Linked DNA regions of Homo sapiens: all the other regions are linked to region 1. The links are chromatin loops, found by intact Hi-C in ENCODE. Cell type or tissue: heart right ventricle. All regions are shown on one strand.

Region 1 (5,000 bases):
AGGGCTCTGGCCCACCTGTCATTTCACTCATTCAGCATGAACATAGCCACTGAGCACTTACTGTGAGCCCCGGGTGCTATTGGGAGAGTTCAGATAAGTGAGAGAGGGTCTTTGACCTCAAAGATCTTACAGAGAGGACCGTATACACAAATAACAGTATACCAGCAAAATGTGAGCTAAGTGTCATGTGACTACTCATCTACTCTTTCAATAAATATTTGTTGTGCACCTATTACATGCCAGGAACTGTGCTGGATGGTGATCATGTAAAGACAGTCAAATCACAGTCCTAGCTCTCAGATTCACAGCCTGCCTAATGCTGGGGAAACTGGAATAAACAACTGTGTGGCAAGCCCATCAGTGCAGATATGCCCAGGGAGAAGGAGAAAGGGGACCCATCCAGGATGGATGAGATGGAGACAGAGGAATGAGGGAAGGTTGGAGAAGAGAGGTCTTCCTGAAGGAGGCAGGCCCTGGCCTGAGGCTTTAGAGATGAGGAAGCAAGAGAAAGTTTGAAGGGCTGGAAGGACTTCCAGAGCTGCCCCAGACCAAAGGCACAGGGATGAGAAACATGGCAGTGAGGACTCCTTGCAACAAGAACACGAACATTCAGCAGGGAAGGAGGGAAGCAGCAGAAGGGGAAGGCCCAGGGGGATCAGAGTCATATTTGCCTTGCCAAGCCTTAGATCTTACAGGTGCTGGGAGCCACTGAAGAATTTGCGGGGAGCTTGATAGTTCACTGGTTCAGTGTAGAGGAAGGGTTGAGGGGCATGGCCTGGAAGAAGGAAGGCAAGTTGGCAGGATGTTAAGATCCAGGAAGTATTTAAGAGATACCAGGCTAGCCTCTGAGAGTGGCTGGGTGGTGGGTGAGGGAAAGAGGCCAAATTCTGGAACGGCCCCCTGCAAGAGTAACCAAGTGGCGCACACAGGGAGAGGAGAGCTCCCACTCGGCACTAGCGTGGCTGTAGGCTCTGGGTACCAAGTGTGGGCAGGGGTTGGGGACAGCCAGGAATGTGAATGGGGCTCTGCACCACCTGATTTCAGGGCTCCCAAACACTGGCCCGTGGACAGGGCTGGCCCGAGGAAGTGAAAAAAGTATGGGCATAACTTCTCATAAATCAAATGTATGCACTTTAAAGAACTATCCTTGGGCCGGGCATGGTGGCTCATGCCTGGAATCCCAGCACTTTGGGGGGCCGAGGTGGGCAGATCATGAGGTCAAGAGTTTGAGACCAGCCTGGCCAATATGGTGAAACCCTGTCTCTACTAAAAATACAAAAATTAGCCGGGCATGGTGGTGTGCACCTGTAGTCCCAGCTACTCGGGAGGCTGAGGCAGAAGAATCGCTAGAACCCAGGAGGCGGAGGTTGCAGTCAGCTGAGATTATGCCACTGTACTCCAGCATGGGCGAGAGAGCGCAAGATTCCGTCTTAAAAACAAAAACAAAAACTATCCTTAAAAGTGCTTACAATTAAATCAATAAGTAAGCATGTCACTTAGAGGTATGAAGTGAATTATCAAAAGAAGCCCCTTAAAGATTCAAAAGTGGTTTTGTCCTGGGAGTGGGAATGGGGATAGGAGGGACAGGGGACTTTTATTTTTTTAAATAAGCTTTTAAAAACTGTAGTATTTTTTAAAACAGTGAACATAAAGCATATACAAAAATTTAAGGGCTGGGCACACTGGCTCAACGCCTATAATCCCAACACTTTGGAAAGTGGAGGCAGGAGGATCGCTTGAGCCCAGCAGTTGAGCCCAGCCTGGACAACATGGTGAAAGCCCGGCTCTACAAAAAATACAAAAATTAGTCTGGCATGGTGGTGCACACCTCTAGTTCCAGCTACTGGGGGGCTGGGGGTGGGTGGCAAGGGGGAGGACTGAGGCCAGAGGATCCTTGAGCCAGGGAGGTCGAGGCTGCAGTAAGCTGAGATCACGCCACTGCACTGGGTGACAGAGTGAGATCCTGTCTCAAAAATAAATAAATAAACAAACAAATAAAAATCCTGGCCTAGCTGGGCGTGGTGGCTCATGCCTGTAATCCCAGCACTTTGGGAGGCTGAGGCCGGTGGATCAATTGAGGCCAGGGCTTTGAGACCAGCCTGGCCAACATGGTGAAACCCCGTCTCTACTAAAAATACAAAAATTAGCCAGGCATGGTGGCACATGCCTGTAATCCCAGCTATTTGGGAGGCTAAGGCACGAGAATCGCTTGAACCCTAGATGTGGAGGTTGCAGTGAGCTGGGATCGCGCCACTGCACTCCAGCCTAGATGACAAAGTGAGACTCCGTCTTAAAAAAAAAAAAAAAAAAAAAAAAAAAAAAAAGTCGGCCGGGCGCGGTGGCTCACGCCTGTAATCCCAGCACTTTGGGAGGCCGAGGTGGGTAGATCATGAGGTCGGGAGATCGAGACCATCCTGGCTAACACGGCGAAACCCCGTCTCTACTAAAAATACAAAAAATTAGCCGGGCATGGTGGCGGGCGCTTGTAGTCCCAGCTACTCGGGAGGCTGAGGCAGGAGAATGGCGTGAACCTGGGAGGCGGAGCTTGCAGTGAGCCAAGATTGCGCCACTGCACTCCAGCTTGGGCGACAGAGCGAGACTCCGTCTCAAAAAAAAAAAGCCTTTTATGAAATGATGGTAATAGAGGATAGGCTTCCCCCAACCCCTCTTCCCTTTCATGTCCTTATTGGCTAAAACAAAACGTCGTTGAGTCCTGAAATCCCAAACTGGGGGCCTTGAACCCCAGGCAAAGGCCATATAGGCTGGCTCCGCGCGTTTGCAACCCAACCCCGCGGGCAGCCGGCAGGGGTCAGGCGAGCTCCATGCGACACTCGAGCTGCGTCTGGCAAGCCAGTGCTGCGCTCGAAGAAGCGCGCTGCCTCGAGGGAGAGGGTCAGAGGAAGGACTCTGGACCTGCCCTAGGCTGGGGGTCGCGACAGATGGCCACCTGGGTCTTAGGTCCCAGCTCCCACCCGGCAGGCAGGGACTGGGAACCTCTCTCCAGACCGCGCGGTGTGTTGACACCAGGTCTAGTCCCATTCCACCGAGGGCAACTCACCTTACCGGTCTTCTGAAAGGGGGCCCTGCGCGAAACCTTGCCTCCTGCACTCGGTTGTGCAAAGATCAAGGATCTCAGACTTGAGAGGGTTACATGGGCAAGGGATTGTTATCACTAGATTATATGGATTTAGAATTAGGACTTAGGCTCCTGGGGAAGCCTGCTTTAGGACTCAGATGGTGGTTGTAGAAGATTGCCTTGCAGACTCACCCTTGGGGATGTGATTAGGTCTGGGGCAGGATCCAGGAACCTGCATTTATTCTAGGTTGCCAAATTTTGATAAGGGGTGTGCTCAGACCACGCTTAAAAAACATCCCAAGGTTCTGTTGCCCTCCCACAGGGCAGGCAGCATCAACAGCAGCGAGCTGCCCTGATAGTGTGACCTGCCTAAAATTGGAGTGGAGTAAGAGCCAGCCGCAGGAAGGAGCAGTGCTGGCAGCTGGTGCTGCAGATTTGCCCAATGCATGTAGGCAACCAAACACGCCCACAAGAACCAAAGTAGACGTGCCCCTTGTTCTTCCATTTACCACTCAGGCTGCATGGTTCATTTTGTTTTTTTTGCTTTTAATTTTAAAACATTTATTTTGCTTCACATATAGAACCAGGAAAGAAATCACCTCCCCAAGTCGACAGGGCTTAGACAGACTGGATGAAGCGCCCCATTTTGCCACATTGTCTCCAGGCTGGTCTCTCCAGCCACACATTAAGCCAGCAAGATGGCCCTTTTAGTCACATTCATCTCCAACATAGCAGGGAGCAAGACAAGGAAGTGAAAGGGACTGCCTATGAGCCCAGGATCTTGCCCTCAGGATGGGACGGAACTGGGGTTGGTGAGGAGCCAACCCCACCTGTCTCAAGCCTCAGGCTAGGAACAGCACTTGGCTGCAGGCCAGGACCAAGAGCCAGGATAGGTGCTGCTGGGCTGAGAACCAAGAAAACCAGTTCCCTCTTTTTGGAACTCGGAAGGGGTGGAACAACCCAGACCCATTCCCTTCTCAGATCACACTCTATCCAGACTGCTGTACAGTGCGGCCCAAAGCTGGAATTCTCAGAACACCCCCATTTTTGCCATGAGCAGATCTGGATTCTAGTTCGTTTTGACCTTGAGAAAGTCAAATTGTGTTGATCTTTTTAAAAACAAAGGGGCGGTTTTCAGAAATCTATAAGCTTCCTTCTGGCTGTAAGAACTTAGCACTCTGGGCTCCCTGCTTCCTTTAAAACTCACTGGGAGATCTGGGAAAGGGAGGCTGAGACCTCTCTCCTAAGGGCTGATTTTACCTTCCTGTCCCTCATGAAAGAACGGGCTGGAGGACAGGAATAGGACCTGGGCCAGCCACTCTCCAAGGACACAAGCTGGATCCAGACAGGAAGCAGCGGCAAGTAGATTGCTTCTCCCCAGATAGGTTTGTTTCACAATATATTTAATACAAAATGGCAGCAGCCACTGTGCAGTTATAACAAAATTAGCCATAGGGTATCTGGAGAAATGTACACAGGCAGCCTCAGCTGGAGTCATGCGAGCCAACTCCGGCCTGCTCGGGTAGGGCCTGTGCCTGCTGCCCAGTCAGCTGTGGGTGGTCACACGGCCAGGACTGGATGGTGCCCGTGGCAGGGCGGTGCACAAGGGCTCAGAGGTGCTGTACAGGAGGAGCCAGTCTTCCAACAGTACACAAAAGCACGCTGTCCTCTGCTCTGCCCCCCCTGCGGACTCAGCAGCATGTGTGTTCATTTATTTTATTATTATTTTTTGAGACAGAGTCTCACTCTGTTGCCCAGGCTGGAGTGCAATGGCGCGATCTCAGCTCCTGCAACCTCTGCCTCCTGCGTTCAAGCGATTCTCCTGCCTCAGTCTTCTGTGTAACTGGGATTACAGGCGCGTGCCACCAGGCCTGGCTAATTTTTGTATTTTTAGTAGAGACGAGGTTTCACCATGTTGGTCGTC
Region 2 (5,000 bases), 54 kb after region 1:
GGTCCCTTAGTCTCACTGAAGTTCTTGTAACTTGGGATGGGGGCCAGGTCAGCCTCCTCTGATACCCGAAGCTACACATCTGGCCTTCCCCACTTCTAGAGGAGGGGTCTTAGATGGTGCTGTGGGAGCAGACAAGCCCTCAGCAGGTCGCAAGCAGGTCCCCTCCAAAACCCCTCCTGCTGGAATCCTCCAGATGTGAGGAGTAGGAGCAGACAGATCAAGGCTGGGACATCTGGCAGGGTTTAACATCCACAGCTGGAGGGTGAGACCTCTCCCTGTGGATCTGGAGAAATACCTTCGGGCTCCAGCCTATTGCTGCCCTTGCCTTGTCATCCATGACAGGGTTCCGCGCCCTGTCCAGCCTCCCCGGGTCCCCCTCAGCTGCTATAGCCTGACGTGTGAGTGCTGGGCCTGCGCAGCCAAACATCTGGCAGGTCTGGCTGGCTATTGGGCAGCACCACAGGGCTGCCATCCCCTGGCCCCCCTCGGCCCTTCCAGGACAAGCTGCTGTGATGGGAAGCGGGCAATGATGGGTCATACACTGTCTCCCTCAGCGCCAGCCACAGGGTGTCCCGCTTCCCATTGAGCTGGCCTCGCTCAAGGACTGGCTGCCCAGTGTCATCCAGGTCATCTGGGGACACACCCACGGAATCTGGTACACGGGCACTGGGCTCAGAGGTGCTTAGGCAGGTCTCATCAGAGACGCTGAGCCCCTCCAGGGTGCTGGCTGAGGAACAGAAGCCATCAGGAGGATCTGCAGCCTTGGCCTTAGGAGAGTGGGCTGGGGCTTCTGGTGAGGCTGGCAGGGGCTCAGCCTCCTCCCCTTGGGAGTCCTGCCTGGCCCGGGTTTTGGGGCTGGGGCCAGCCTGCTTATAGGGGGAGGAGGTCTGCAGGGCAGGGCACTGGCTGAAGACTGCCTGGTGGTCCAGCAGCAGCTCCCTTGGGGAGGCAGGGGCTGGTGGGGGCCGGGAACAGCACGGACCATCATGGAGCTGCAGATCCTCAGAGAGTACTGAGGGCCGGTGGGACAGCTTGCTGGTGGCTGTGCTGGTGTCAAAGCTGGGGCTCCGACGCCGTGCCAGGGGCTGTAGCTCATATTGCTCTGAGCAGGACCCGGGCATCCCTCCCACTGACCCTGGTCGTGGGCGGCCTGCCTTCTCCCCACCAGGGTCCCCAGTACCAGCATCCCATGGCAGGTGGGCACAGGGCCAGAGGATCTGCCCACAGTTCTTCTCTGGCCCGAAGAAACAGCAGAGAGATTGGAAGAAGAAGCTGGCAAAGCCACAACTGACGCATTTGACCATCATGAGGATGATGCCCAGCTTGCGATAGAGCAGCACTGTGGCAGGCAGCATGAGCACGCCTGCCGCAAACAGGGCTGCAGCCCCCACGGCTGTGGCGCAGCTGGTCTGGCGCAGAGAGAAGGCCACACGGCTCAGGCGGTCAGGGTGTGGGCACAGGTGATAGGAGATGCAGTAGTTGACAGTGAAGTCTACTGAGAGGCCCACTGAGGCAGAGAGAAACAGGGCCTCGGCAGTGTTGAGCTGCCACTCGAGGAGAACCAGGAGTCCTACAGTGAGCAGCACGGTGCCTGCCACAGCTGCCACGGAGAATAGGCTGAGGGGAACATTCCAGGTGCCCAGGAGCAGTGTGGCAAAGGCCAGCGCCAAAGCCAGGCCCAGCACCACAGCAGGCTCAGTGCTCAGGCTGTGCTGCAGGCTATACAGCTCTAGACGGCTAGTGAACCAACCACGGCGGAGGCCTGGAGGTGCCATGCCCAGCTCCGCTGCCAGCCAGTGGCTGACCTCATTGTAGAAGAGCTGGGTCTGGTTGTAGTCCGGACTGTTCCGGAAGTTGGTCTGGAATTGTAGGACCAGGGCGGCCAGGCTGCCATGGGCATCAAAGCGGAGTCCCAGGTCCTGGGTGCCATCGGGGCCTTGCTCCAGAGCCATCATTTTCAGGCAGTGCAGGAAAAACTGGGGGGCCCAGGGGAAGTCCGAGTGGCCGCAGCAGAGGTCAGGCCCCAGGCGGGCGCAGCTGGGGCTCTCCATCCAGCGCTGGAGGGTCTCCACGAAACACAGCGTGGGCCAGCCTTCCTGCAGGGTGTCGAAGAAGCTCTGATTCCGGGCCCGGTGACAGAGTGCCAGCAGCCAGCGCTGGGCCTCAGGGCCGCTGGCCGAGAAGGCAGGGTCCCTCACCAGGCTGCTGTTGCTACGAGGGTCCAGAGGGTCGCCAGTGTCCACAGGCAGGACGCCCCACACCAAAACCACGGGCATGTGGCCGCCCTCGCCCTGCGGCAGCTGCTCGAACAGGAACAGCTGGCGATACTCCGCGTCGAAGCGCTCGAAGGGGTGGCTGGGCCGGAAGACCTGGCCGCCGGGCGGCGGCAGCGTGGGCAGCCGCAGGCGGGGGCTGACTCCGGCGATGTAGGCGCCCCCTGCCGCCAGTGCTGCGAACCAGCAGATCCAGATGTAGCGGAACTTGATGACGCCGCAGGGCAGCAGGCGCTGGAAGAGCAGACGCGAGGTGCCAGCCGCCGCCCTCCGCAGGCCGCGGAGCCGCCGGTGCAGCGCCAGCAGTAGCCGCCGGGGCGCGCTGCCCTCCCACCGGCCCCGCGCCCGGCGCGCACAGCCGCGCGCCAGGTAGCGCTCGTGGAGCACGGCGGAGGCGGGCAGCCAGACCAGCGTGAGCGCCAGGTGCACCAGCACAGCCGTGCCCATGAAGAGGGCGAGGCAGCGAACGGCCGGCAGGCGGCTCAGGTAGCTGGCATAGAAGGCCGCGCTCGTGGTGAGGCCGGAGACCAGCAGCAGGTAGCCGAAGTGGTGCATGGTGCGGCCCACGCGCTGCGCCAGCCCCCCCGACGGCAGCTGGCTCTTGCTAAGGCGCCACAGGTCGAAGAAGATGAGCGTGTGGTTGGCGCAGACGCTGCTCAGCAGGAGGAGGGCTGCCAGATTGACGAAGGGGAAGTAGGCCATGCGGAAGGCCACCTGGTAAAGGAAGAAGGCCACCAGCAGTGAGCCCAGCACCCCCAGCAGCACCATGAGCGTGAGGAAGAGTGAGCGCAGGTACAGGGCCATGCCGAAGAAGATGGCAACCAGAGCCAGCAAGGGGTACACCGTGTCCTGGACCAGGAAGTGCCTCAGCAGCTCCTGCTTGAGGCCCAGGTCCATGCCAGTGACAGAGGTGTAGTTGTCAGCAAGCCCCCAGGGGGTGGCCAGCCGGTCCAGGTAGATGTCCATGAGGGAAGCACCCTTTGGGGTGGGCAGGAAGAGCAGGCTGTACTTGAGGGAAGGCACCTGGTAGTCAGTGGTCTGGGGACTCAGAAAGTCCCTGTCAAGCAGAAAGTGCAGGAGTTGGTAGATGGCACTACTCTGGGAGCACTTGGTGGGAACCTGGGCACAGCGTGGGGACTTGTTCTGCCCAGGTCCCAGACAAGAGGGCACCAAGGCGCCACTGTGGTAGTAGAGGGCACAGGTCCGAAGCAGGGCCAGTGTGCGGGCTGCGTCAGCTTGGGTAGTGTCCAGGCAGGAGGAGCGGTTGGAGAGCACAGCCAGATAGTTGCCCAGGGACCAGCTGGGGCAGCACTGGTTGGCTGCTGTCCGCTGGCACAGAGCCCCGAAGCTGGTATGGGAGCGGATCTGTAGGGCACACGCAGGAGGGGAGAGTTCAGGGGCAGCCCAAGGGCTCAGGTTTTCCCAGTCCTATACAAGGCTCTCTCATCTCCTTTCACACTACAGGGCAAGCGCAGAGAGGGATCTTGACAGCCTGGTGAGATAGGCTTGTCTCCCAGCTGCCTTTGGCTCCTGGCCCAGGTGCCAGCAGCTACATCTTGACTTCATCAAAGAGGAGCCTCAGGGATGCTGCCCAAGGCTTCAGCCTCAGAGACCCTGCTGTAAGGGCCCCTGTAGGTCACACACCCCAACTCCATGTAAAAGTGGAGGTAGCAGCCACAGATAGAACAGGGCCAAGGGTCCAATGAGCTGAAGCAAGCAATGGGAAGAGTGGAGGCCAAAACATTCCAGGTTCAGGGTCACTGCCAAAACCCAGCTCCCCTCTGTCCACTGCACCGCTTAAACCCTCTTAGGCCCAGGGCTGTTTCTTTTTCAAATCTCATGCCTCCTTTTTTCTCCTTTCCTGTTGTTGACATCACAACAGCTGACGTAGTACAGAGAGCACTGACCTGGGAGTCAGAGGCCCTTGCTCTGCCACTAACTGGCTGCGTAACCTTGGGCCTGAGATCATGGTGGCAACACAGTACTTATTGAGAGATTACTATTGCCAGTCATTATGCTGTATTTTTTCAACTTCTATCTCATTTAACTGTCACAACATCCCTGTGAGGAAAGTACGTTTATCATCCCCATTTAGCGCTTATGAAGCCTGAGGGACTAAGACGTTAAGAAACATGGCTGAAGTCACATAGCAAGACAGCCTTAGAGCTGGCCTTGAATTCAGACATCTGACTCTATAATGCATGTTCTTAACCAGTCTTTTGGTACTTGGGATATCCTCGTGTGAAGTGGGGGGCTGGGCTGCTGCGTGGTTTTCACACCATTTTCAGCAGCAAACCTTTCTTCAGATGTTATTGTATATGATTCTCCAGTTAGCATAACTGGATTGGCACTGCTCAGGTTGATGGGGGCTGAGGCCTTGAAGCCCACAGTCTCAGCTCCCTGGGCCAGGGCCTCCTCACCCGCTCTGGAGGGCCCTTTCAGGACCTTTTGGAAACCCGCAGTCCCTGCATGGGCTCGCTTCCAGCACTTCTATCTTGGCTCTTCTAAAAACAGCCGACTCTTCTTTTCCCACCCCAACCTGGAGCCTCTCAGCAGGGTTGGAATAATTTTCTAAGCAGGGAATGCTCTTCCCCAGTCCACCCCCTGGCAGTCCTGGCTCAGCTGTATTTCCTTGGGATCAGTTCCCTCATGTCCTTAGTTCCCCCCAAACCCCTGGCACCTCCCCCACCAGCTCACCTGGTCCTGTTCCATGCGACACATGGAATG
Region 3 (5,000 bases), 100 kb after region 1:
GCGGGGAGAGCGCTGCTGGGGGCTGCCCCTTAAAAGGGCGACGCCGGGGTCCGGAAGTGCCGCGAGGGGAGGCGGCGGCTGCCGGGAGCCGCGAGCCCCGCCGGGACGCCCCGTTAAGAGAGAGTTAAGGGAGGCTGGCTCTTAAACGGGCGACGTCACCGCGACCCCTGGTGGGCTGGCGCGGCGTAGAGTGGAGCCCCGGGCACTTCTTTAAAAGGGGGAACGGCGTTGTGCGAGGCGGAGTGCGGAGCTAGAAGGGGGCGGTCGGAGCGCGAGCTGTCAACTCTGGCGCCTCCCCGCTCCGCCCCGAGGCTCCGAAGTGACAGGTGGAATAGCAGCCTGGGCTTCGGACTCCAGGCCTAGGTTTATCCTCTGGGAGGGGACGGTAAGAGGGATAGGGAAGATACCACGTTCCAGCTCTCAGCTTGCTCCCCGCACCGCGTACCCCCTGGGTGGGTCTCCCAGGCCCATTCACAGCTAAAGAACCTGGTTGACGCCAGGGGTAGGCGGTTCTGGCACCTGGAGCGCTCACTGGGGCCGCAGCTGGTTGTGTTCCTTCCACCCAGTCCAGGCTGGGCTTCGGAGCTCTACTGAAGTCGTCGCAATTGCGTACCCCAGCCCGCCTCACCCCGCCAACCCTGAGCCTCCGGGACAGAGCCACGGACTGAGCTGTTCTCCAGACTCGCTTGCCACCTTAGTCCCAAAGTTCGCCGCAGGTCGCTGGTCCCGCTTTTTGGGTCTTCCAATTCCTGGTTTTGGCCTGGATTTGGACCCAAGGAGCTGCACTGAACCTGAGGAGTTTAACTCTCAGGACTCCTAGAGCGTTTTCACTCTCAGATCCCCTCCAGACCTCAAGGCTTGGGCGGTTGTCCCCTCCCCACTTTCCCATGTGAGGTTTGTCTTCTTTGGCTCCAGGCCAGGCGCCAGGCAGTGGGCTCTGTGCCTGGTCTTTGGACCCCCTAGGTGCTAACAACCCTTCATGCTCAGACTCTCCCTTGCGGCTTTACTTGTGCCCTCCCCCTCCTTCCGCTCTCTGCTCTCCCTGCCTTCTCTCCTCCCCATTCCCTCTCTATAAGGCTTTCCAGAATTCTGGTTCCCTCCTCCTTGGATGCTACTTCCTGTGTTCCCAGAACTGGGCATATGGACTGCCTGGGTGTCTGAATGAGTGAGGGAGACTTGTCTGGGCGTGTGTTGGGGAACAGAACTGTGGTTCTGATGGGGTTCTGTGGGTGAACCCTCCCTCAAGCCCCTGCAAGTGTGAGCCTGACCTGGCTTCTACCCTGTGGGGCAGGATCCCCTCTGCCCTTCTCACTTCCCCCCCTCCTCCAGGAATCTTTGGCTTCCAGAGGACCCCCCTTACACACACACACACACACACACACACACACACACACACACACGAGGAAGCCCTCCCAAAACAGCTGCCTTGCCCACCTCAGCAGCACAGAAGTCAAGTGGCTACCAGAACTGAGTGTGCTAGTGGACTGCTGGAACCACAGGCCTCTAACCCAGCCTCAGTCTCATTCCTGATCCAGGCCCAGGTGTGGGGCTGCCACTAGTAATGGCTAGCCAGATGCTATTTCAAGGAAAAAGCTGTTTTTTTTACTTTCTGAGAAATTTCAAGGATATTGGTAGTGTGGAGTGTTTATGGCCTTTTGTGGGTTGATGGGGAAGAAATAACTCACTCCTCCACCCTGCTCCTAGGTCAGCCAGGGCAGCCTGTTGACTTAAAATTCCTGAATTGTCGCCGGGTGCGGTGGCTCACGCCTATAATCCCAGCTTTGGGAGGCCGAGGCGGGCGGATCACGAGGTCAGGAGATTGAGACCATCCTGGCTAACATGGTGAAACCCCGTCTCTACTAAAAATACAAAAAAATTAGCAGGGCGTGTTGGCAGGTGCCTGTAGTCCCAGCTACTCGTAGTCCCAGCTACTCGGGAGGCTGAGGCAGGAGAATGGCGTGAACCCGGGAGGCGGAGCTTGCAGTGAGCCAAGATGGCGCCACTGCACTCCAGCCTGGGCAACAGAGCCAGACTCCGTCTCAAAAAAAAAAAAAAAAACAATTCTTGAATTGTCTCTGGAAGTTGTCCTCTCTTCTCTCCCCTGCTCTAGGGCCTTCCTGGCAGGACATATCATACAATTATTCCATGATGAATTATTCTTAAAGATTCCAGGTTGAGGCCAATACAAAGCTTCCTTCAGTCCCCTTTCGTGAATGCACTCCATATTGCTTCTCCATATTTCTGTTGCAAATTAAATGCCTTTCTTCTTGCTTGGTTCTTAGTGGAGTGGGAAAACAGCATGTCACTCTTCTGTACCAAAGAATAATATACTTGAAGCCTTTATTCAATTCCTCTCACTCTGTCTTTTCTAAACGAAACAGTGCCAGATTCTTTAACCTGTCATCAGTAATCCCTATTTATTGTCTGGATTTACATAGTGTCTTTTACCCCAGGAACTAAGAATGCTTTCAGATATAATTGAGCCTGATCTCCCCGGTGCCTGAGCCATTAAGAAACCATTAGTGTTCTCCTGTTGCAGAAAACTAAATGGCCCCCTAGTGGCCTGAAAGTGAATATGCCTCCCCCCACTAAGAACAGGCAGGGATCAGAGAAATCAGAGAATCAAGGCAGCTTGGGGACAGAATGGGCCCCAAAAGTCATCTTTTGTGAATACCCCTGTGGGCCCTAGAGCCTCCTCCACAAAATCCCTGGGGAGCACTCAGCAGCGTCAGCCCAAAGACCATCTGGGATGGTGGCATACCTTACTGTCTGCTCCCTGAGGCAGCCCTTTTTGGCTTTGGAAAGTTCTGACCAATTATGACAATAACAGTGCCCTTAGAATGTGCTAGGCACTATACCAAGCCTTTACATTCCTTGTCTTATTTGTCTCCCAATGACCTATCAGGTAGTACTGTTTATCTTCATTTCATAGATGAAGTCCCTGCCTCAGAAAGGGCCAGGAACTTGCTCAAGGTCACATAGTCCTAATGCCTTGGAATTCAAAAGCCCTGATGGAATTCAGACCTCTGACTCCAGGGCATTAAGCTCTTGATCCTGGTTCTGCTCTGTCTCATAGGCAAAGCTAGACTTTGTCTCTATAGTGGATATTGGGGGTTACTACCCGGGTCAGCCTCAGGAGGGAGGTGCTCATTCTTCCAATTGTCAGGAGTGTTGGCTATGATGGCTCAGCTGCAACTGTCACTGGGACTTGCCTTCTGACACCAAAGGAAGCTGCCTCTCTGTCCTGGCCTACAAGCCCAATACATAGAGCCAGATCACAATAAAGCCCAGTCAGAGATGTGCAGGGGCCCACTAGGGAAGAAGGCTAGACCATGAAGTAGTTGCGGAAGTAGCCAGTATATACTGGCAGGATCCAGGAGCGAATGTATAGGCTAGATCAAGGTGGGGTGTGGTGCCACACATTAAGTTGAACAAGGGATACTTCGTTGTTATAGGAGTATTCTCCTGTGAATCAGGATGTGATATCCTGACAAGGATCCTGGGAGACAGGAGGAAGGCAATGGCCACCAGAGTGTAATGGAAATGCCAGAACTACCACAGCAGAATGTGGAAGAAGGGTTCAAAAGCTCACAGAAATGGGTATATTCTATGTAAGGCCAGAAACCACTTAAGTTCTGCAGGAAGGCCCAGAGGATACTCTAGTTACCAAAGCAACAAGGAACACACTGGTGAGAGCGGTACCAGCATCCCTGAGAAGCTGAGTTTGGACTGTCCTCTGTAAGCCATGCCTGACAGCAAGAGGCCATTCCAGAACTGGCTCCAGATAGCAGTGGGGATGATAGGACCATGAAATCATAGAAGCTAGACAGCACAACTGTTGTAATAAGCAGCAAGTTGGAGTGGCAGTGGGGGCAGTCCTGGCCAGTAGAGGACCATGGTTGAAGATGGTTGATAGCATAGCATCCCTGGAGCAAGCTAGCTAGGCAGCCAGTAACAGTACTGCTCTATCTATACCAGTGATTCTCAAATGTTTTAGTTTCAGGATCCCTTTACACTCTTAAATATTGAGGTCTCTAAGCCTGATGTGGTGGCTCGCACCTATAATCCCAACTACTTGGAAGGCTGAAGCAGAAGGATCACTTGACCCCAGGAGTTCAAGATCAGCCCGGGCAAAATAGTGAGACCTCATCTCTACAAAAAAAAAAGTTGAAAATTAGCTAGGCAGGGTGGCACATGCCTGTAGTCCCAATTACTCGAGAGGCTGAGGCAGGAGGCTCGCTTGACCTCCGGAGTTTGAGACGGCACTAAGCCATGATCATGCTACTGCACTCTAGTCTGGGTGACAGAGTGAGACCTAGTCTCTAAATATATATATATGTATGTATATATGAGAGAGAGAGGTATCTAAAGGGATTTTGTTTATGTGGGTTATAGCTATTTTTATTTGACATATTAGAAATAAGACCAAGGGTTTTGCAAAATATTTATTAATTTGTCTAAAGAATAATAAGCCCCACTACATGTTAACATAGATAATATATATTTTATTTATTTATTTATTTATTTATTTTCCAAGACAGAGTCTCACTCTGTTGCCCAGGCTGGAGTGCAGTGGCATGATCTCGGCTCACTGCAACCTCCGCCTCCCAGGTTCAAGCAGTTCTCCTGCCTCAGCTTCCCGAGTAGCTGGGATTACAGGTGCATGCCACCACACTCGGCTAATTTTTGTATTTTTAGTAGAGACAGGGTTTCACCATGTTGGCCAGGCTGGTCTCGAACTCCTGACCTTGTGATCCACCCGCCTCGGCCTCCCAAAGTGCTGAGATTACAGGCGTGAGCCACTGCACCTGGGCAGATAATATATTTTTATGACAAAAAATAATGAAAAGAGTGGCTTTGCTTTGTAAATTTGCAAATCTCTGGAATGTAGAAGACAACTGGATCCTCATATCCACTTTTTTTTTTTTTTTTTTTTTTTTTTAGACAGGATCTCACTTTGTCACAAGGCTGGAGTGTAAGTGGCGTGATCTCAGTTCACT
Region 4 (5,000 bases), 78 kb after region 1:
TCTCCTCCCATCCCCCTGCCTGAATCTTGCTCATCCCCTTGAAGCTCATCCCCTTCTGGAAAACTCCCTGGTGGGCCTGAGCCCTGTGCTGGCTGGGCCTCAGGCCAACGCAGCCTAGTGTTGGCAGGTGCCTCTGAGGTCTTTCCCTGGTGGTTCCTGCATCACCTTGGCCAGGGTAGGTGCTCTGTTCATGGCATAGTGTGGGCAAGTCCCAACAGGGCAGCATTCAGCCTCTGCTCGTGGACAGCTGTGGGCTGGGGGTCAAGGTGGGGCTTCTGGGAAAACACAATGAGTCCCCTTTGCACCATGAAGAGATCCATTGTTGGTGCGTGGGAACAGAACATCAACAAACAAGGGAGACCTCAGGGGCTCAGGTCCATGCCAGCGTTCACCTCCTATTACTGGGTCTGACGCTGGAAGGTTCAGGATGCCCCAGCCCTGGGTATGTCCTGGAGAGCAGAATGGAGGGGTATGTCCTTAGTACAGCTTTCCTTCTGCTTCCAATGCCTCAAAGGACTTCAGCCTGGGCTCCACCTTGCTCTGGCTTATGTGTTCTTTTGAAAGGCGTGGCCCAGACTTTGTCCCTGGCAGCTGGAGCCTGCCTAGGGCTGGTCCCTCCAGCCCCACCTCATGCAGTCTTGAGTCCTTCCCACCCAAGACCAGGCCTGGCCTGACCACACCTCAAGTCCTGGGAGCCAGGACAGGAGTTTTCTTGAGACAAGAATCGCCATGGTGGGGCAGGGAGGGAGGATGGGTTTGCAGGAAGGGAATGCTGTGCTTTAGGCCACTCTCTGGCCCCTTTCCATCTGGAGGGTCTCCCTGCCTAATAGCTGAGCTCTCATGCAATCCAGCCTGGCTCACTCTTTTCCTCAATACTCACCCACACACCCAGGGCTGGCTAGTGGCACCAGTGACCTCTAAGGGCTCGGCCCTTCACCAATAAGAAGGGTTCCCGAGCACTGGGGTGTGATCCTGGAACTGGGCCTGGGGGTATCCAGAGGCAGGTAAAGTGCAGGGACTGCTTCCAGAAGCACGAGTCCTGGCTGGAGAGGGATGGCAACCAGGGCCTGGGACTTCAGAGGGGACAAAGAGGGACAGGGAGGACTCCCTGGAGAGGGTGTGCTGGGCAGGAGACCTGAAGGGAGGTGGCTGAGGGAATGCCTCAGGATCTGCCCCACCAGATCACAAATGGTCTCCATAACCCAGAAGTCTTAATGTGTTCAGGCCCCAGCAGGCTGGTAGGAGGCAGGCTTTGGGCCTCTCAAAGGATGCTGGGGAGGTAGCATCCAGAAGGTGGCCATCAGGAAGTTACCCGAGGCAAGAAAACTGTTTTGAGCCTTACTCTGGGCACACTTTGTTCCAGATATGGATGGTTACCCATGTTATTTTATTTCCTCTCCAGATGATTCTGTGAAGCAGGTACACCTCATTTTATAGATGAGGGCCAGAGAGAGAAGGGACACAGCCAGTAAGGGGTGAAGTTCATTTGGAATCCACCCACCCCCCATCCCATCTTCTGACAAAGCCGAGGGGAAGGGCAGGGGCCGGCTTGCTTATGTTTCATTGATCCAGCTTCAGGGGCAGCATTCCGGAAACAGAATGAGGTCTGAGATGTGCGGCCCTCGTGGGTGGAGCCTCTGCCAGGGCTGTGATCCCAGGGTTGCGGTGGCTCCACGTGTGGTTCGGAGGGTCTTTCCTCCCCTGCAGCCCCTTCCCTCTTTCTCCTCAGTGAGAATCCCAACTTGCAGCCATCTCGTTCTCAGGGCTGGTCCCAGGTCTGTGCTCTGAGGACCACGAATAGGGTCCAGATACGTTCCCTTCTGGACCTCAGGGGGTACCCCCTGAGCCAGCGGGTGGCCTGGGAGGGTGGGGGACCACAGGGAAGAGCCTGTGCCCGAGGTGCTGGGACACCCGGCCCAACCCCGGGTGGAGAGAGGGAGGGCACAGAGGGAAGGATCAGCAGAACGGCATTGGCGGGGCAGCCGGTGAAGGCGCCCTGGGCAGGAGGCAGCTCCCGGGTGTGTGGCCTCAGCGGCATCACAGACAGGCTGTGCCACCTGGGCAGAGGGCGCCACCTCTTTGGGCTTCAGCTTCCTCATCAATAAAATAAGTCTTCTACAACTAGATGGCTTCTCTAGTCTGATGGAGTTGGGAGGTGGAGGTTACAGGGACTTGGGGGAGGCCCTGTGGAACAACAGAGAAAGGGAACCGCCTCCCGCACCCAAAAACAGGCTGTTGTCGCTCTGCTGCCCCTTAGTGGCGACACAGAGAAACAGACACCCAGTCTCATGGGGATGGCAAGCTGGTCCTTCTCCATCTCCCCTGCTTCCTGTGGGCTTCTCCCCGGGGTGGGGTGGGGCTACTCTTAGGGCACCTTTACCACCCACCGGCTCCCTCAGGGCTGCGTACATTCTAGGTGGACAGAAAGGCAGTCCCAGCCTATGCATAGGATACCCACAGCTATGCACAGGATGGCAAGCACAATTCACGCATGTCTTCATTCTGGAAGTGCTGATGGAGGTTCTTTAGTATGCAGGGGCACCGTGCCAGACACTGGGGATCCAGAGGCACTTGGCAGGTCATTCCTGCCCTCAGAGAGCCTCTGTCCAATGGAGAGCAGACAGGCCAACCACAGACTCTGGGGAAAGTGGGAGACTGTGGGGGCTGCTCAGAGGTGTGACGTCATGTGTGAATAACACTGGGAAACACACAGTCAGCAGCTGCTGGTACCCCCCGTATGATGGTTGGTTTGTCTTGGGCACATACCCCTCTAGCCTGACAGACCAGAAGGCCTTTGCCCTAGGTGAGGGGAGTGTGTTCCTGCAGGCCCTTCCAGAAGAGCTGTGTGGCCATCCCACAGGCGATAAGCCTGTGCCCATGCCTTTACCCCCCTGCTACTCTCTTGCCCCCACCTTGTCTGGGAATGGGGGAGGGGGTACACAGCCTTGCCTTATCCCTGTAGCTTCCTTACCCCATCTACACATCTCCTCCCCAGACCTGGTCCGGGCCTGAGTTCTGAAGAGGCTGGAGAGCATTAGGTCTCCCTCCCCAGCAAGTGCTCTGCGGGCCTCCCAGCTCCAACACAGTGCGGGGCAGGCGAAGGGAAGTTTGAGGCTTCTGGAGGCTTCTGAAGCCTCCTGAGGCTGGCGTGGAACTCAGTCCACTGTATGGGGCAGGATGCAGAGCGTCTGGGAGAAGGAGAGAGAGTGTGTGCGTGTATGTGTGTGAGAGAGGCCCAGGGCACAAAGCCTGGGTGCGTCATGGTTGCTGGGAGAGTTTGACGAGTCTGACTCAGTGGGGACATCCGGCAGGAAAGGAAGGGAGAGCGCAGTGGCATTTGCAAGCAAGATGGGAACTCTGGGGTGGTGGAGATGGGGTGTGGGGCCAGGGGTGCTGTGCAAAGGCCTGGACAGGAAGAGGGCTAAGCCTGGCGGAGCTGGGGGAGGGAGTGGGGAGGAAAGGGCAGTTCTGGAGGGGTGGAGGTTGGACCTCTGGCTGCCTGGGTGGGTCTGGGAGGAGAAAGAAGGCAGCGGGGGTTTCTGCTCTGGAGACAGAGGGGACGAGTTGTGGCATTTGGGAAACTGGCCTGGTCAATCAGGGATGTGGGGAATGCAGGGGCTTCTGATTCTCACCTGAGGGCCTGGAGCTCAGGGCCTTGTAGCTGAGGAAACAGACTCCACGAATTCCTAGTCCAGAAAGACCACCCTCCTCTCAGCACCCCCAAGCCTTGAGTCCCAGAGGCTCTAGGAGCCTGGGCAGGGAGACCAGTCTCAGCTGTATGAGGAAGATATGGGGGAGGAGCTTTCCTGAGAAGGGCTGATTCCTTTGCCAGGTTCAGAGAGGCTGAAAAAGCCAGTCTTGGAGAGCAAGGCCAGGAAGGGCCCAAACTTAGGGCCCGAGGGAGGAAGGCTGTTGACCAGCTCTGAACTGCCATGGCAAGGGCCCTGGAGGAATGCCTGGCTCACCATACCAAAGGGCTAGAGACCCAAACAACAGAGCCTCTTGGAAGCGGCTGTGCTTTAAAACATAGTCATGTGTCTGCTAATGACAGGGCTATGTTCTGAGAAATACGTTGTTAGGTGGTTTTGTCATTGTGTGAACACCACAGAGAGCACTTACACAAACCTAGATGGTACAGCCTACTACACACCCAGGCTATATGGTATAGCTATTGCTCCTAGGCTACAAACCTGTACAGCAGGTTACTGTACTGCATACTGTAGGCAGCTGTAACACAGTGCTAAGTGTTTACATATCTAAACTTAGAAAAGATATAGTAAAAATATGGTGTACAAGATTTAAAATGGCACACCTGTATAGGGCACTTACCATGAATGAAGCCTGCAGGACTGGAGGTTGCTCTGGTGAGTCACTGAGTGAGTGATGAGTGAATCTGAAGGCCTAGGACATTACCGTCTGCTACTATAGATTTTATAAACACTGTACACTTACGTTAGACTAAATTTATACGAATGATTTTTTGGTCAGGCATGGTGGCTCATGCCTGTCATCCTAGTACTTTGGGAGGCCAAGGCAGGAGGATCACTTGAGCCTAGGTGTTCAAGACCAGCCTGTGCAACATAGCAAGACGTTCTCTCTACAAAAAATTTTAAAACTACCTGGACATGGTGGCATGCGCCTGTTGTCCAAGCTACTCAGGAGGCTGAGGCAGGGGGATCCCTTGAGCCCAGGAGGTTGAGGCTGCAGTGAGCCATGATCATGTCACTGACCTCTGGCTTGGGTGACAGAGTGAGACTGTCTCAAAAAATGAAAAATTAAAAAATATATATTTTTGTTTCTTCAGTAATAAATTAACCTTAGCTTACTGTAACCTTTTTACTTTATAAACTTTTTAATTTAAAAAAACTTTTTGACTCTCTTGGTAATAACCCTTAGCTTAAAACACAAACAAAACACATTGTACAGCTGTACAAAAATATTTTCTCTTTATATCCTTATTCTATAAGTTTTTTTGCTATTTTGAAACTTTTTCTTTTTTT

Evidence for each region. Peaks named below come from ENCODE experiments on the same cell type or tissue, not always from the same donor. Only the 100,000 strongest peaks of a DNase experiment are listed, where the experiment ranks them.
Region 2: a loop joins it to region 1, with 4 times the contacts of the local background. A loop is called at or near these places in 73 of 110 quality-filtered maps.
Region 3: it touches region 1 in a loop (13-fold over the local background); 61 of 110 quality-filtered maps call a loop at or near these places.
Region 4: a loop joins it to region 1, with 5 times the contacts of the local background. A loop is called at or near these places in 61 of 110 quality-filtered maps.

Annotation. Positions count from the first base shown.
Region 1 is chr15:40,419,910-40,424,909 of GRCh38, reverse strand. IVD (isovaleryl-CoA dehydrogenase) reads right to left here. Exons shown (of 12, transcript NM_002225.5): 12 at 3,602-5,000. Among named protein-coding and RNA genes, the nearest start is that of IVD, 17 kb to the right of the region's middle. In heart right ventricle, CTCF peaks have their summits at 2,602 and 2,804 (motif pointing right); a DNase peak (open chromatin) is centred at 2,809; H3K27ac peaks cover 2,206 bases.
Region 2 is chr15:40,365,696-40,370,695 of GRCh38, reverse strand. It overlaps DISP2 (dispatched RND transporter family member 2), which reads right to left. Exons shown (of 8, transcript NM_033510.3): 7 at 4,971-5,000; 8 at 1-3,638. The coding sequence ends at 378. The region is part of intron 3 of LOC124903472 (a long non-coding RNA gene); the gene reads left to right. Among named protein-coding and RNA genes, the nearest start is that of DISP2, 10 kb to the right of the region's middle. RefSeq lists silencers at 2,317-2,396, 2,517-2,696 and an enhancer at 2,479-3,370. In heart right ventricle, a CTCF peak has its summit at 2,423; DNase peaks (open chromatin) are centred at 2,455, 2,874 and 3,565; H3K4me3 peaks cover 1,459 bases; H3K27ac peaks cover 2,966 bases.
Region 3 is chr15:40,318,628-40,323,627 of GRCh38, reverse strand. It overlaps LOC112268152 (a long non-coding RNA gene), which reads left to right. Exons shown (of 3, transcript XR_002957721.2): 1 at 1-385. Among named protein-coding and RNA genes, the nearest start is that of INAFM2, 2.6 kb to the left of the region's middle. RefSeq lists a silencer at 1-248 and an enhancer at 2,259-2,776. In heart right ventricle, CTCF peaks have their summits at 161 (motif pointing left) and 2,558 (motif pointing left); DNase peaks (open chromatin) are centred at 157 and 2,593; H3K4me3 peaks cover 698 bases; H3K27ac peaks cover 2,041 bases.
Region 4 is chr15:40,341,986-40,346,985 of GRCh38, reverse strand. No RefSeq gene overlaps it. Among named protein-coding and RNA genes, the nearest start is that of CCDC9B, 3.5 kb to the right of the region's middle. RefSeq lists enhancers at 1,329-1,925, 1,926-2,523, 2,707-3,206 and silencers at 2,137-2,226, 2,247-2,356. In heart right ventricle, CTCF peaks have their summits at 2,048 and 2,255 (motif pointing left); a DNase peak (open chromatin) is centred at 2,250; H3K27ac peaks cover 2,699 bases.